2 separate regions of the Mus musculus genome follow, and region 1 is linked to region 2. Evidence: chromatin loops called from intact Hi-C (ENCODE). Cell type or tissue: gastrocnemius. All regions are shown on one strand. Links, peaks and the distances in the headings refer to the core of each region. The heading gives the core; the rest is flanking DNA.

The links. Hi-C counts contacts between places; a loop is a spot of excess contacts. Peaks named below come from ENCODE experiments on the same cell type or tissue, not always from the same donor. Only the 100,000 strongest peaks of a DNase experiment are listed, where the experiment ranks them.
Region 1: it touches region 2 in a loop (4-fold over the local background); 3 of 42 quality-filtered maps call a loop at or near these places.

What each region holds. Positions count from the first base shown.
Region 1 is chr10:70,562,210-70,565,016 of GRCm38, reverse strand. The region is part of intron 4 of Phyhipl (phytanoyl-CoA hydroxylase interacting protein-like); the gene reads left to right. Among named protein-coding and RNA genes, the nearest start is that of Phyhipl, 36 kb to the left of the region's middle. In gastrocnemius, for the core only: a CTCF peak has its summit at 1,179 (motif pointing right); DNase peaks (open chromatin) are centred at 661 and 1,171.
Region 2 is chr10:70,172,156-70,174,962 of GRCm38, reverse strand. All of the region lies in intron 5 of Ccdc6 (coiled-coil domain containing 6), which reads right to left. Among named protein-coding and RNA genes, the nearest start is that of Mrln, 31 kb to the left of the region's middle. In gastrocnemius, for the core only: a CTCF peak has its summit at 1,474 (motif pointing left); a DNase peak (open chromatin) is centred at 1,472; H3K27ac peaks cover 233 bases.

The DNA of each region.
Region 1 (2,807 bases), core at 78-2,577, 390 kb before region 2:
TCTCTGGAATTGCTGCAAATGTTGTAATCTGCTGAGCCATCTCTCCAGCCCTGGGAGACAAAGCCTTTGAAAATGACACACTACAGTGATTCTGAACTTCTGCACACAATCCACACAATGTTTTCTTTTGAAGCCTTAGCCTGCATGTGGCACCTCAATCTTATATTAATAGCTCTTGAGAGGATGAGGCAGGAGGGTCACCATGAATTCAAGCTCAGTTTAGGGTGCCGCCAAGGGACCCGGATCAAAAGGAAATCAGTCAAAATGAATAAGAACCTAATGCCTTTAGAGTTATAAAGGAGTTTTGTCTTTACATGACTATGTATGAAAAAAATCAGGAAGTTTTGATAGATTTTTAAATTTTTGCATACTTTTCTAATTTCTCTTAAATCAGTCATGAGCTCCAAGCTGTAGAAATGCAAGGAATCATAGTGGAAGAAGTGTGTTCGGCATATATGTTGTAGAATTAGAAGACCTCCGTCACTTTTCACCACTGAGGTCCTGAGAAGCACACTATGGGAAGAACATTTTTGCCTTGTAGCTGCTTTGGGGGCAGAGTCTGTCCAGGAAGACATGGTAGCAGGTATAAGATAGCATGGTAGCAGGCTACTGAGACTGCCAGACATCCTGGGAGACTGTGGCCTGCCGTGCTAGGCTAAACCCTAAGGGCCCACCCCAGGGACTCCTTCCCCCAGCAAGGTACCACCTGCTGAGGTTGTAGCCCTTATTCAAACAGAGCCACCAGCTGGAGGGAGACCTGCAAGTGTTCAAATGCATGAGCCTGAGGGGATGTTTGAACAAAAAACAAAGTACTTTGTTGTGCCCTGTGTTTGTATTGTATTTTGATGATAGCAAACGCATCTGCTTTTTGTCTGAATAGCTTATAAGTACAGATTTCAGTCTGTTGTTCTAAGTGGCCAGGAGTCTATATAATTTTGAGTGGATGCCATTCACCTAATTTAAACTGAATGACAAATTATTATGCTTGTCAGTCATTAATTGAGAATGGCTGGTAAATTCAGCCCAAACAGTTTTTATGTTTTTAAATATAAAATGTGGAGACCAAAAACTTTCCACGATTGCTACTGCCTCTGTTAAGAAACACATCAAAAGAACACAGCTTTGCTGTATATTCAGGTTGCTGGGTTGCTGCCAATCACTGCCCAGTGCGGCCACTGGGGGTCAGTATTTCTCTAGGATTTTCTGACTCTTCTGTGGGAAGAGGCTTTCCTGGCATAGAATATTTGCTTAATTTGTTCTCATAAATGTTTCCAAAAATTCAAACCAGTCAAACTCTGAGCACCTGGAAATGGATGAAGTAATTGTACACATTACATGATTTAAATCCAGTTTACCCGCATGAAAAATGTTTGTATCAACAACAAAACTTACTTTTGATTTAATTTCAAAAATAATAGCAGTAAAACCCATGTAACTTGTATCTTGAAGCATTAAATACAAACACCGTTAACTAAGGCATAGGTAGAATTCCTCATCATTTTGAAAAGCTTTATTTAAAAATAAATAAAGCCCCCTCTCTCTCTGCTGGAGGTGGGGCTCTAGGAGAATGCTTGCCAGGCATGCAGTAGTCTAGGTTCAAGCCCCAAGACCACAAATAACAACAAAACTACTCCCTTTTCTACGCAGTGAACTTTAGTAAGGGTATTTACTTCCGTGGATCTTGATTTGCATTTTAATTAGGAAAGTGTTTGTCAGGGTACATTTCCTTGATTAGAATCCCTTTAGAATGTTATCTTCAGAATGCTTGATGAAGAAATCTTACAATTACCCGGTAATCTTTATACGTCATTATAACTGAAGAAGTTGTGGATAAATCCTGTTTCAGTCCATAAGGGCTGAACTAATTGTCTTCTCTTCTAAAAAAAAGACTAAAACATGAGCACACCTTCAGTGAAAATGCCTCCTGCATCCGACCTTGTTCACGTTCACTAGTGAGGCTAGGGGCTTCTCTATCTGAATACATTTTCTTTCTCCTTTTTCTGCCTGGTTGTCAGAGACCCAGAAAGAACAGGAGGGTGGGGCTGAGACTCACAGAGCTGGAATATTTCCAAATTTAGCAAATAGCATATGCCTATGAGTTTTAGCTGAGAGACCCCCAAATGGTATAAGGATCTGATGAAATTTATACCAAGGAACATCTTGAAAACTGAAGAAAATGAAGGAAAAAAAAAGGGATATTTCAGGTGGTAAGAAAGCAAGTTAGAGAAGATACAGGCTTTGCTCCTGGAGTGTGTTTCTCGCCTGGCCTCCATGTGGCCTGGTCTTGCCTCTAATCTACTTCTTTAATAAACACCACTGGATAGTAGTCAGGTGATGGAATTGGAAGCCTATTGCTTTTCTAATGATGGTGGCAGGTCCCCAGCCTACCTCATTGTCTCACAGACTCTGAGAAGCCTAGTGATAGTAATGATAAAAAAAAAAAAAAATCCTTATTAGAATACTAGCTTGAACTTTCCATTCTTAAAAATGCTGGTAGGCACCCATCAAGAAAAACAAGAATGGGGCAACTCTACAGAGAACCTCCATTCACAAATTAATTAATGAGACCTCCACTCAAATTTAAGCATAGCTGAGCTGCTAATGAGACACTAAAGCAACCAGCAAATATCAAGATGTGGTTTTACTCTTCTTGGGAACACAGGGAGGCTAGAGTCAGCCAACAGCAGCAGCAGTGGGCAGAACCCAGCCTTGATGGAACCACATCCTGACCCATGAGGAGGTCAGGAAGACAGCCAAGGCTTACCTTGTCTCTACCCTAGATCAGCTGCTGCTTAACACTGTAGGAG
Region 2 (2,807 bases), core at 201-2,700:
CCCCACACTGGGGTGGCCTTGGCCTACCACGGGAGACCAGGGTTTAAAATTTTGCCTAAGTTTCAAGGTTTACAGAGGGGTTACATTAACTACAATTTAGTAAACAATCTAATGGCCTGCTGGGAGAGGTGTTTCCACCCTGTTCCCTCTCGTTCACAGGACAGGGGCTCCAGGCGCATACATGACATAGCTGGAGTTGAGTTTCATTGGCTGCCTTGTCAGACTTCCTTCTCCACTGTGGGGGCTGGGAGAGAGGGAGCCCAGTTAGGGAGATAGACTGGCCCACTGGTTTCCCTCTAGACTGCCTGTCTAATCTAAACAGACCATGGGGGTTGGGGGACTTGCCACGCTCATTAGCGCATCCTCCATGCTCAGTGGAGCAACTCTCAGTCGTGTGCCAGCTTCAGCTACAGGTAACAGTCTTGTAAAAGAGAACTTTATACAGTCAACAAAACCCCTTTCCCACCTAGTGTATGTAAGCCTCGTGTGTGTGTGTGTGTGTGTGTGTGTGCATACAACCTCTGGGAACGACTTCACTCATATGGGTCTACGGATCAAACTCAGGTCCTTGGGCTTTGCGGCAAGCCTTTTTACTCACTGAGCCATCCTGCCTGCCCAGTGACTTCTGATGACCATGACACTAGTGTGCAATGCCCAGGGAGGCAAGAGGACTTCCGTTCCTTCGAGCTGAGACGACAGCGGCTAGGAATGGAAGATTCCCCTCCTGAACAGTAGTCTTAACCACTGAACCGTCTCTTCAACCTGAACCCTGTTTCAGAAATTAAAATGCTCGGATTATTAGACCCGACTACGTAGACTAAACACTACATCTCTCAGCTGTTCTGAACGCAGTCTGGAGACTCCCGCTGCCTAACCCACATGCAAAGTCTTTTTACTGAAGTGATTGGGGGTGGGGGTTATTTACCAAGCTTGATTTTCAAATGAACAGCTTAAAATCAGTCTCCCCAAGCATGTTTGTGTGCACAATTTATAACCGAGCTCAACAGAGAGCACCGGGTGGCCCTGGGCATCACGACTACTGCTCAGAGCGAGATGGCGAAGACAGAGCAAAAGTTCCCAGAGCCGAAGATTCCCAAGGCTCCAAGAACAGAAATTTAAGAGGAAGCATTGTATTTTCAGAAGAAACTGCCATTCAGGCTGGGCATGAGATACATGTCTATATTCCCAGCACCTGGGGGTGGGTTAAGGCAGGGGTGCTGAGAATTTGAAGTCAGCCTCGACAAAAATACACACCATAACAAAAAATACAAGGAGAGGGTAAGTCGTTAGCATATGGGGACTCTCAGCAGAGGAATGCTGAGACACTCAGTAACTTTGAGATAAGAATGTCACACCAGGTAGAACTACAGGGCTTCCTGTCAATTCAGCAATTTAACTCATATGCCAGCAGGGCCCCAGTGCACCCCCAGTGTCAGGACCCAAGTGTAGGACCCAAGGCCTCCCTTGGGCGCCCTCTGCTGGTACACTGTGACCTTCCTCTCTCACACAGCTCTCTGGATCTCAGAGATTACCCTCATCACCCTTATAGTCTGCTACCTCCTGAAATGTAATCAAAGGTGCCATCCGGTGAGGGTGGCACCAAATCAGCTTCAGAGTGACAAGCAGGCTGTTCCCTGTCCCCTTCCCAGGTACAGACCACATGGGGACTGAGCCCCAAGGCAGAGTGAAAGGCTCAACTCAAACTGAGAAGTCTAGAGACTTGTTCCAGTCAGGGCTGAAGGCTGAGGGGCTTAACTGCCACAGCTACAACCAAGGAGGAGCAAGCCACGTGATGCAGAGTTGGAGACCAAGGGAAGACGGGATAAACCATTAACACGGCCTCCTAAGCCAGAGACCACTTTGAGGGGTTGAATGTGCCTTTCACAGGGTCGCTGAAGACCGTCAGAAAACAGATAGTTACATGAAGATCCCTAACAGCAGCAAAATTATAGTTATGAAGTAGCAACAAAAACAATTTATTGGTTGGGGGGGTGGTCACCACAGCACGAGGAAGTGTATTAAAGGGTCACAGCATTAGGAAGGTTGAGAACCACTGCTTTAAGCCTTATGAAAACCAGCTGACCAATGCCGACAGCTTCTTTGAACCAGGCTTTTTTTGTCCTGAGGTAGGGTGGAGTGGGGGGTATCACACTAGCATTCACAGATGTCTTCAGGGAGATCTGCAGGCCTTTCAAAGACCAGGCCCTGAGTGCCAAGGGATGGGGATAAAGCGTCCTTCCCTTCCCTCAGCGCCTCCCAGCCAAGCACAAATGAGGAAGGAGAAAGGGAAGCTGGCTGGCCTGGGAAGAGGTGCAAACCAAGCTGCCTACCACTCCAGAACATTCTGAGCTAGCTCATCTGGTTTCGTGGAGCATCTAGAGGCGCTCATCTGAGACATACCTCCAGATTACTTGGACTAAAAAAAAATAAAAGAACATTTCAGAGGACTTCAGTGTAGTCCTCAAAGGACTGAGAGAACCACCCAGTGCCGCAGCTACAGGGCTACCTACAGACCCAACCGAACAAAGACAAAAGGGCTTTTGCAGGTGTGATTATGCCAGGGATCCAGGTGTGGCGAGAGAATCCTGGATTATCAGGGTGTGTGTAAGACACAAGGGTGAGTCAGAGTGTGAGGGAGAGCAGAGCAGAGAGGACATGTGAGAGCCACAGCAGAGGCACAGATGGAGCCCAATGCTGCACACAAGATGCTCTGACCTGGGTCCATTTGCACAACTGGGCCTATGCTTGCTACAGTAAAAATAAGAACACACCATACTTTTGAAGGCCTCCAGGATTGAGATTTACCA